2 separate regions of the Homo sapiens genome follow, and region 2 is linked to region 1. Evidence: read pairs that join two places in POLR2A ChIA-PET (ENCODE). Cell type or tissue: IMR-90. All regions are shown on one strand. Each heading gives the region's core, and the rest is flanking DNA. Links, peaks and the distances in the headings are about the cores only.

The links. ChIA-PET counts read pairs that join two places held together with the same protein. Peaks named below come from ENCODE experiments on the same cell type or tissue, not always from the same donor. Only the 100,000 strongest peaks of a DNase experiment are listed, where the experiment ranks them.
Region 2: POLR2A ChIA-PET joins it to region 1 with 8 read pairs; 2 of 35 experiments call an interaction of 5 or more read pairs at or near these places.

Annotation. Positions count from the first base shown.
Region 1 is chr16:27,576,810-27,582,192 of GRCh38, forward strand. All of the region lies in intron 2 of KATNIP (katanin interacting protein), which reads left to right. Among named protein-coding and RNA genes, the nearest start is that of KATNIP, 29 kb to the left of the region's middle. In IMR-90, for the core only: no CTCF peak of the experiment used is centred there; a DNase peak (open chromatin) is centred at 2,042; H3K27ac peaks cover 885 bases.
Region 2 is chr16:27,247,739-27,253,121 of GRCh38, forward strand. All of the region lies in intron 2 of NSMCE1 (NSE1 component of SMC5/6 complex), which reads right to left. Among named protein-coding and RNA genes, the nearest start is that of NSMCE1-DT, 18 kb to the right of the region's middle. In IMR-90, for the core only: no CTCF peak of the experiment used is centred there; no DNase peak of the experiment used is centred there; H3K27ac peaks cover 551 bases.

The DNA.
Region 1 (5,383 bases), core at 165-5,164:
CATGAAAGGCAAGGAGAAGACCAGCTGTCTCTTTCTCAGAGCTGGTTAGAACAAATGTTGTATTTCTCAAGGTGGTAAGGTGGTGTGGCCAGCGCACTCCCTGGAGGGTGAACACGTGGTGGTGAGGTGGTGTGGCCAGTGCACTCCCTGGAGAGTGAACACGTAGTTTCCAGCCTGGGTTGGGATCGGGTACTTCTTTGAGGGATCTTAAGCCACCATGACAAAGGGAGGGTGTGGCTGTTGTCAATGAACTCACCAGGCCAAATTCAGCCCAAAGATATGTTGTATCTAGCTCGTACCCTGTTATAATTTTTAAAAAGTAGGTGTCCACATTTAAAAGTTGTGGATTTTTTAAAATGTTTAAATCCACATTTAAAATGGTTAAATCCACATTTAAACATTGCCAACCACGGTACTTAGCAACATCTGGATATTTGAAAGCTCCCAGGTAGCCGAGTGTGGTGGCTCACGCCTGTTATCCCAGCACTTTGGGAGACTGAGGCGAGAAGATTGCTTGAGCCCAGGACTTCGAGACCAGCCTGGGCAACATAAGCAAGACCCTTTCTCTACAAAAAAATTAAAAAAATTAAACAGGTGTGAGGCCAGGCATGGTGGCTCATGTCTGTAATCCCAGCACTTTGGGAGGCTGTGGTGGGCAGATCACCTGAGGTCAGGAGTTTGAGACCAGCCTGGCCAACATGGTGAAACCCTATCTCTACTAAAAATACAAAAATTAGCCGGACGTGGTGGCAGGTGCCTGTAATCCCAGCTACTCGGGAGGCTGAAGCAGGAGAATCACTTGAACTCAGAAAGCGGAGGTTGCAGTGAGCCGAGATCGGGCCACTGCTCTTCAGCCTGGGTGACAGAGTGAGACTTGTCTCAAATGAAATGAAATGAAATAAAATAAAATAATGAAAATCAGGTGTGGTGTCTTGTGCCTGTGATCTCAGCTACCCTGGAGGCTGAGGCGGGAGTATCGCTTGAGCCCAGGAGTTCGAGGCTGCAATAGGCTATGATCACACCACTGCATTCCAACCTGGACAACAAAGCAAAACCCTGTCTCAAAAAAAAATTTTTTTTAATAAATAAAATAAAAGTTCCCAGGTGATTATAACGTGTAGCAGTTTGAGAACCACTGGCATAAAGCAGTCAGCACAGGGCCTGGTGCAATTCATTCATTCATACATTTATTCATTCATTCATACTTATATAACTAACCCAATGTCCAGGCCTCTTTCCAAACCAGTTAGGTCAAAATATGTGGGTGTGCAACCTGGGCATCAGAATTTTTTAATCCCCTAAGTGGTTCCAATGTGCAGCCATGCATGAGAACCAGCTCTTTCCATGGATTAAGTAGACTCTGGCATACAAAAATTAGCCAGGCGTGGTGGTACATGCCTGTAGTACCAGCAGCTCAGGAGGCCGAGGCAGGAGAATCTCTTGAACCCAGGAGGTAGAGGCTGCAGTGAGCCAAGATCACACCACTGCACCCCAACCTAGGCGACAGAGTGAGACTCTATCTCAAAAAAAGAAAACAAAATAAATAGCTCTGGCTGTCGACCCAGGTGCTTCTTTGTACCCTGTGCCTGGCCTCTCTGGCCCTAAAGGCACTTCAGTTCTCCACCGCTGCCACAGATACCAGGAGGCAAAACCAAAGAAGAGAATGATAAACATTATAGATGAGCCCCAAATAAAGCTCCAGGGAGTGCCAGAGGAGGGAAAGACTTCCTGGGAGAGGTGGCCTGAACGGAGGCATTGGAAAGGTTACGGTCATTTCTTTTTTTTTGAGACATAGTCTTACTCTGTCACCCAGGTTGGAGTGCAGTGACACAATCTCAGTTCACTGCAACCTCCACCTCCCGGGTTTAAGTGATCCTTCTGCCTCAGCTTCCCAAGTAGGTGAGATTACGGGTGTGTCCCACCATGCCTGACTAATTTTTGTATTTGTAGTAGAGATGGGGTTTCATCATGTTAGCCAGTCTGGCCTCAAACTCCTGCCCTCAAGGGATCCGCCCACCTCGGCCTTCCAAAGTGCTGGGATTACAGGCGTGAGTCACTGTGCCTGGCCAGGTTACAGTCATTTCTGAAAAATGTAGCTTTGATGGTTGGCTTGAAGTCAGTAGGTAATTTCAGTTCAGCTGGTAAAAATATTCTTAGCCTCATTTCTAACAAGTATTCATGGTTCCTGCCTGTGGAGATTATATAGTGTTTATGGCCCTTGGACATGAATTATTAATGATTTTGAAATTGTGGTCATTGTAGTTTACTCAAAAATCATTAGGAAGTAAATTTATCATGCAGTGTTGGAAAAAAGGAGATCACAGAGGAGGAAGAAATATTTATTCATCTTCCAATTCATCCCTACAGCATCCACACTGGTGCCCAGGGCACTGTGGGGCTCATGAGCATGGCGCTGGGGACATGTCCCCTTACTGCTCAGAGCCACTGTGAGGCCACTGTTGACTCTGTGAATTAATACCTCCAGTTTGCTGTGAGGGCTGCAGTTCAGGTCCTGAGGCCAAGCAGCTCTGCCTCAAATCCCAGCTGTGTGACCTTGGACTTGAGCCCTCTCACCTTGTTTGATAATGTCCACTTTGGAGAGGGTTAATACAGTCATGTATTAACGTACCTAGCACAGTGCTGGGCACACCATAAGTGTTCCATAGATGTTAGTTGTTATATTACTTGAAGTGTCTAGGATTTAACAGAGAGATTCACAAGGAGAAGGCAGCACAATTAATTACACTTTCACAGAAGGGGCCTCCCTCACTCCAGCCAGACTTGAGGCTGATTCCAGCCTTCCTGCTTCCTGGCTGTGTGTCCCCAGGCACCTGGGCCCCCAGGCAGGCTAGCCCCAGGGCCCTCATTCTTAACCACTCTGAGAGCCTCCCATGATAACGGAAGGCCGTTTTTGCAGTTGATTGGAGATTCCAAAAAATGCTCTTGACAGCACACTCATCTGCTGAACTGACTTTGCAAGGATTGCAAAAGTCATTGAACTCACCCAACTAGAAAATGTTAAGCCTTCCCTTTGCATGCATGCACATGCACACACATACACACACACACACCTTCCTGCTAGTAACAGAGACTTCTGGTACAAGGCTAGAGGCTTCCTTCATTTTTCCCAAGCAGAAGAGGAGACAGGTCTGAGGGGAACACAGCAATGGAGGGAGTACAGGATCCAGGGTGCCTCCAGGGACGAGGTTATCTCGACAGCCCTCTCTGTCTCTTCAGTGTGCAACCACAGACACACCTCTGCTCTCCTCTGGGTCTTCTGGGTCTCTTTATCTTGTTGCTATCTTTTTTGTTTTTTTGTTTTAGACAGGGTCTCGCTGTGTTACCCAGATTGGAGTGCAGTGGCGCTGTATCAGCTTACTGCAACCTCTGCCTCCCAAGTTCAAGTGATCCTCCCACCTCAGCCTCTTGAGTAGTGGAGACCACAGGTGTGCACCACCAGACCCAGCTAATTGTTGTATTTTTTGTAGAAACAGGGTTTTGCCGTGTTGCCCAGGTTGATCTTGAACTCCTAGGCTCAAGCAGTCCTCCCCTCTTGGCCTCCCAAAGTTCTGGGATTATAGGCGTGAGCCACCTAGCCTGGTCCTTGTTGCTGTCTTGATCCTCCTATTAGCTCTTCCTCCTCTATAAGCCCAGGCCACAGGCCAGTGAGAGAGTCTGGCCTGGCTAATCAATACTCAAGAGTATTCAGGGAATACAATATTCCTGACACCAGTCTTCATTTGCCCTCCCAGGAGGCAACGACTATAATCAATTTCTTATGTGTCCTTCTAGAAATATTCTACAGGTATGCAGCTATGCAGAACATATGCTTTGTCTCCTTTACCCACCCATCCATTCCCCTCATGCAATACACATTGTTTTCTTCTTGATTTTTTTTTTTTTTTTTTCATTTAACAACATGTCTTGGAGAGCATTCCTCAGCAGGTCATAGGGACAGACCTCTCTCTTTTCATGGCTGCCTAGTACTCCATTGTGAATTTACAGGAATGTAATTCTTTACTCGAAACATTTAAGGCCAAATATATTTCATTTTTTTATATTTAAAAAGTTATACCATCCTATAAGGACCTGGAAAAGCACTCTATAATCAAATACATTAATATATGTACAGAACTCATTGAGGTGGCTGATGCTTGTTATCCCACCAGCTACTTGGGATGCTGAGGTGGGTGGCTCACTTGACCCCAGGAGTTTGAATCCAGGTTGGGCAATATAGTGAAGCCCCATCTCTAAAACATATATATATATAATGTATGTGTACAGCAAAATATGAATATTTATACTAAGTGGGTAAATAAAGGCTATAAATTTTATGTCATTTCAGGTCAGGTTTTGGTCCTAAATAATTGCATAAATGTATTACTAATTCTTGATTAATGAATATCTAGTCATTAATAGTCTTTTGCTACTATAAGAATACTTTAAAGAATATTCTGGAGCAGACATCCCTGTGCACATAGGAATAGCCAAAGGTTAAATGCTTAAAAGTAGAACTAATGGATCAAAGGGTGTGTGTTCTATTTAAATTGATGTTTCCAATTCATCTTTTAACAGTGCATGAAAGGGATAGAGCTATTTTTTTTCCCCCAGGTTATCTTGTAGCAAGCTGACCAGATTCAAGTGTGGCTGTCCTTGACCGAGGTGCCCACAATGGACCCATTCAGTGACCACTCCTATAGTTCCCTAGTTCACTTGTCTTGTGGGGGTGAGAGGAGGGACGTTTACTTGAGAAGGACTTGGGGGTATATCTAGCACCTTGATTTCTTTTGTTTTACCATAGGTTTGGGGGGAACCGGTGGTATTTGGTAAAATGAATAAGTTGTTTAGTGGTGATGTGTGAGATATTGATGCACCCATCACCCAAGCAGTATACACTACACCTAATTTGTAGTCTTTTATCCCTCACCCCCTTCCCACCCTTTCCCCCTGAGTCCCCAAAGTCCACTGTGTCATTCTTATAGCCTTTGCATCCTCATAGCTTAGCTCCCACTTGTAAGTGAAAACACACAATGTTTGGTTTTCTATTCCTGAGTTACTTCATTTAGAATAATAGTCTCCAGTTCTATCCATGTTGCTGCGAATGCCATTAATTCATTCCTTTTTATGGCTGAGTAGTATTCCATCATATATACATACCACAGTTTCTTTACCTACTCATTGATTGGTGGGCATTTTGGTTGGTTCCACATTGCAATTGTGAATTGCAGCACCTCGATTTCTGCAAGCCATCTCTTGCAGCCCTGAGCTCGTAAGATTTGTCTTGGCTGATTACAGGCTGATTACAGAAAAGACAGGTGACTTTTCTGTGAGTTTCAGACTCCACTAGCGCGCAAACTGCAGATACTTCCTTCCCTTTTCTCCA
Region 2 (5,383 bases), core at 239-5,238, 330 kb before region 1:
ACACAGTGAAACCCCATCTCTACCAGAAATACAAAAAAATTAGCCGGGCGTGGTGGCACACACCTGTAGTCCCAGCTACTCAGGAGGCTGAGGGAGGAGAATCGCTTGAACCTGGGAGGTGGAGGTTGCAGTGAGCGGAGATTGCGCCATTGCAATCCAGCCTGGGCGACAGAGCAAGACTCTGTCTCAAAAAAAAAAAAACAAAAAACAAAACAAAACAAAATTGCTTTATACTCTTTCACCTCACTTCTTCCACTCAGCAAAATCATTCTGATTCATTCATATTCTAGCATGTAGGAAGAGCTCACTTACTTTTATTGCTAAGTAGTATGGATTTATCACAGTCTGTTCATCTGTTCAACTGCAAATGGACAACTAGGTGTTCACATTTGGGGCCATTACAAATAAAGATACTCTATCTCTGCACAAGCCTTTGTGCGGGCATATAGCTTCATATCTCTTGAATAAATGCCTAAGAGAGGAATGGCTGAATCATAGGAAATTGCCACACTGTTTTCCTAAATGGCTGTCCCATTTTACATTCCCAACAGTAGTATATTAGAGTTCCAGTTCCTCCATGTTCTCACCAATACTTGCCTTGCAGAGTCTTCTTCATTTTAGCCATTTTAATACACATGCAGTGGTAGCTCACTGCGGTTTTAGTTTGCTTTTTTTTTTTTTTTTTTTTTTTGAGACAGAGTGTTGCTCTCTCCCCAGGCTGGAGTGCAGTGGCGTGATCTCAGCTCACTGCAACCTCCGCCTCCCGGGTTCAAGCAATTCTCCTGCCTCAGCCTCCCAAGTAGCTGGGACTACAGGCACCCGCCACCAAGCCTGGCTAATTTTTGTATTTTTAGTAGACACAGGGTTTCACCCTGTTGGTCAGGATGATCTCAATCTCCTGACCTCGTGATCCACCCACCTCGGCCTCCCAAACTGCTGGGATTACAGGTGTGAGCCACCATGCCTGGCCTGCATTTTTTAAATGTCTAATGATGTTGAGCATCTTTTCATGTGCTCATCTGCCATCTGTACAACCGATTTGCAGTGTTCAAATATTTTGCACACTTCTTACTGGGTTGTATGTTTTTCCTTTTCCTTTTCTTTTTTTGAGACAGGATCTCCCTCTGTCACCCAAGCTGAAGTGCAGTGGCACAATCTCAGCTCACTCCAACCTCTGCCTCCCAGGCTCAAGCAACCCTCCCACATCAGCCTCCCAAGTAGCTGAAACTACAGGTGCATGCCACCATGCCTGACTAATTTTTGTATTTTTTTGTAGAGACGGAGTTTTGTCATGTTGCCCAGGCTGGCCTCAAACTCCTGAGCTCAAGCAATCCACCGGCTTCAGCCTCCCAGAGTGCTGGGATTACAGGTGTGAGCCACCACGCCCAGCCGGGTTGAATGTTTTCTTATTTTTGAGCTTTGAGAATTCTCTATATATTCTGAATACAAGTCATTCATTAAATACATTATTTGCAAATATTTTCTCTTAGTATTTTGCTTGTCTTTTCAGTCTCTAAAGAGTATTTTTTAATGTAAATTTTTAATTGTGAAGTTCAATTTATCGATTCATTCTCTTATGGAGCATGCTTTTGGAGCCAAGAAATCTTGGACTAATCATAGGTCACAGAGGTTTTCTCCTATGTTTTCTTCTGGAAGTTTTATAGTTTCAGGTTTTACATTTAGGTCTATGACTCATTTTGAGATAATTTTTGTATTTGGTGCAAAGTATGGCTTGCAGTTCATTTTTTGATTATGGATATCCAATTATTCCAGCACTCATTTTGGAAAAGACTATTTCCACTAAATTACCTTTGCACTTCTGTCAAAAATCAGCTGTCCACCTATGTGTGGGTCTGTTATCTAGCTCTCTTATTTTTTTCCCTTCATCTGTTTGTCCATCATGACATGACTACCACACTGTCTTGATAGGACAGCCATACAGTAAGTCTTGAAATCAGGCAGGGTTCCTCAAGTTTGTCTTTTTCAAAATAGTTTTGGCTCTTCTAGGTCCTTTACATTTCCATGTGAATTTCAGAATCAGCTTGTTAATTTTTATAAAAAGCCTTGCTGGGATCTAACTGGGATTTCTTTGAATCTATAGATCAATTTGGGGAGAATTGATACCTTAACAATACTGAATTTCCCAGCCCATGAACATGCTATGTCTTTCCACTTATTTAAATCTCCTTTGACTTCTCTCAACAATGTTTTGTAGTTTTCAGTGTACGGGTCTAACACATTTTTGCCAGATCTATTCCTAAGCATTTCTTATTTTTAATGTTATTATAAATGGTGCTATTTTTACATTACCATTTCTGATTATCCATTGCCAGCATATAGAGAAACAATTGGTATTTGGATATTGATTTTGTATCCTACAACTTTACTAAACTCACTTATTAGTTCCAGAAGATTTTTTGTAGATTCCATCAGATTTTCTACACAGATGATCATGTTGTCTGTGAACTGACAGTTTTACTGTGTCGTCCTTTCTAATCCAGCTACCTTTTGTTTCTTTTTCTCGCCTCAGTACACTAGCTAGAACAAAAGTGGTGAGAACAGACATTCTTGTCTTTCTCCTGAGATTAGGGAAAAGTATTCAGTCTTTCACCATTAAGAGTGATGTTAGCTGTAGGTTTTACAGAGATCCCCTTTATCAGGTTAAGGAAGTTCCCTTCTTTTCTCACTTTGCTGAGGGTATTGTTTTTGTTTTTGTTTTTTAATCAGGAATAGCTGTTGGATTTTTTTTTTTTTTTAAACTCTGTGTAGAGGGCCAGGCGCGGTGGCTCATGCCTGTAATCCCAGCACTTTGGGAAGCCAAGCCAGGGAGATCACTTGAGGCCAGGAGTTCAAGACCAGCCTGGCCAACACGGTGAAACCCCACCTCTACTAAAAATAACAAAAATTCGTCGGGCGTGGTGGCACGTGCCTGTAATCCCAGCTACTCGGGAGGCGGAGGCAGGAGAACTGCTTAAACCCAGGAGGCGGAGGTTGTAGCGAGCTGAGATGGCACCACTGCACTCCAGCCTGGGAGGCTTTTTTGAGACTCTCTCTCAAAAATAAAATAAAATAATAAAATAAATGAAATTTATTTAATTTTAACTGTTTTTTTTTTTTTTTTGAGATGGAGTTTTGCTCTTGTTGCCCAGGCTGGGGTGCAATGCACGATACCAGCTCACTGCAACCTCTGCCTCCCGGATTCAAGCAATTCTCCTGCCTCGGCCTCCCGAGCAGCTGGGATTACAGGCATGCACCACCGTGCCCAGCTAATTTTGTATTTTTAGTAGAGACGGGGTTTCTCCATGTTGGTCAGGCTAGTCTCGAACTCCCGACCTCAGGTGATCTGCCCACCTCAGCCTCCCAAAGTGCTGGGATTACAGGCGTGAGCTACCGCGCCCAGCCTTAATTTTAATTATTTAAAATATATATATATATATATATATATATATATAAATATATATATATATATAAAACTCTGTAGAGTTCAGACTCCTCACTTGTGTTCTAAGTCTATTTATCCTATTTATCCCCTGCTACTTAGGATCCCTTAGCTTCCTATAAAAAACTTTCTGCTACATCACACCAGGGCAAACATGAGATTTTGTCAAATACTTTTTCTGTACCTATTGAGATAAACACAAGATTTTTCTTTTTTAGCTTAATATGGTGAATTACACTGATTTTCAAATATTAATACTAAATCAACCCTGCAAAATCAGGATAAACCCTACTTGGTTATGTCGTACCATCCTTTGTAAACACTGTTAGATTAGATTTGCCACAGTTGGGTTTAGCACGTTAACGTCTACGCTCATGAGGAGTCTTGTTTGGGGTTTTCTTTCCTCGCAATGTCTTTGTCTGGTTATGGTATCAGAATCATGCAGGTCTCATAGAATTAGTTGTAACATATTCTCTTCAATTTTACAGAAGAGTTTGGGTAGAAATGGTGTGAGTTCTTCCTCAAATGTTTGGGCCGGGCACTATTCCCAGTTCTGTGAATAGCTGGCATTGTTTTCTCTAATCCTTCAACTAGTTCTCTCCCTGGCCTTAAGAAGTTTTCTTGCTCATCAGTTCTCAGCGGGATCCTTGAGTGGAGGGGCACTTTGGACATCTCAAGTTTTCTCTCTGTGCACCTCTGGTCCACCTTATACTCCATTGTAAGTACTCCGTCCTGCAACCTCTACCTGCCTTAGTCTCCCTGAACTCTCATCTCCATCTCCTCAACGCAGGGAGGCTGCCTAGCTCTGCCTGGGTTTCCCCTGTGCCATGGCCTAGAAACTTTCTAAAGGCACTGAGCTGGGGCAGCTGTACTGCTCACTCCCACTATCGCTTGTGGCAGAAGAAAGTTACTTGGTCTTTCCCCCAGGTTCCTGGTACAGAACTTCTAAAACTCTTAGAATTCCCTGAGTCATATAGGTGATAGAAGCATCTTTTGCTCTAATGAGGCAACTCTTGGCAGGCCCCTAGGATGGGGGCTGGTCACCAGAATGACCAAGCCTCAATAAAAAACATGGAACTTTCAGCCACTCCCCAATATCTGAGGAGAAGAGAGGGACTGGAGATGGAAGCACTCGTCAACGGCCAGTGACTGATCAATCATGCCTGTGTAAAGAAACCTCCATAGAAACCCAGGAATGGCCAGGCACGGTGGCTAAATAAATATTTCAAATCATTTCTAATGGTGGATTCACAATTTTGTGGGATTATTTTTCTTAGAGTGTGCCAAATTCAATAATCAACAGGCCCTATAAAACCTGAAACTGGGCTGGGTGCAGTGGCTCACGCCTGAATCCCAACATTTTGGAAGGCTGACGCAGGATGATCACTTGAGCCTAGGTGTTCGAGACCAGCCTAGGCCACAGAAGAAGACCCCCGTCTCTACAAATAATTTAAAACTTAGCCGGGCGCGGTGGCTCATGCCTGTAATCCCAGCACTTGGGGAGGCGGAGGCAGGCGGATCACCTGAGGTCAGAAGTTCGAGACCAGCCTGGCCAACATGGTGAAACCCCATCTCTACTAAAACCACAAAAATTAGCCGGGTGTGGTGGCTCACGCCTGTAGTCCCAGCTACTCAGGCGGCTGAGGCAGGAGAATCGCTTGAACCTGGGAGGCAGAGGTTGCAGTGAGCCGAGATCTTGCCATTGCACTCCAGCCTGGGCGACAAGAGCAAAACTGTCTCAAAAAAAATAAAAATAAAAATAAAAAAGAAACCCTTGAACGACAGGATTTGAAGAGCTTCGGGTTATTAAACACACAGAGGCGTTGAGACGGTGGTGCAAGTAGAGAGGGCACGGAAACTCCATGCCACCCCCACTTCCCACAGCTGGCCCTGTGATCTCTCCTATGTGGCTGTTCCTGAGTTGTAGCCTTTATAAAAAAACCA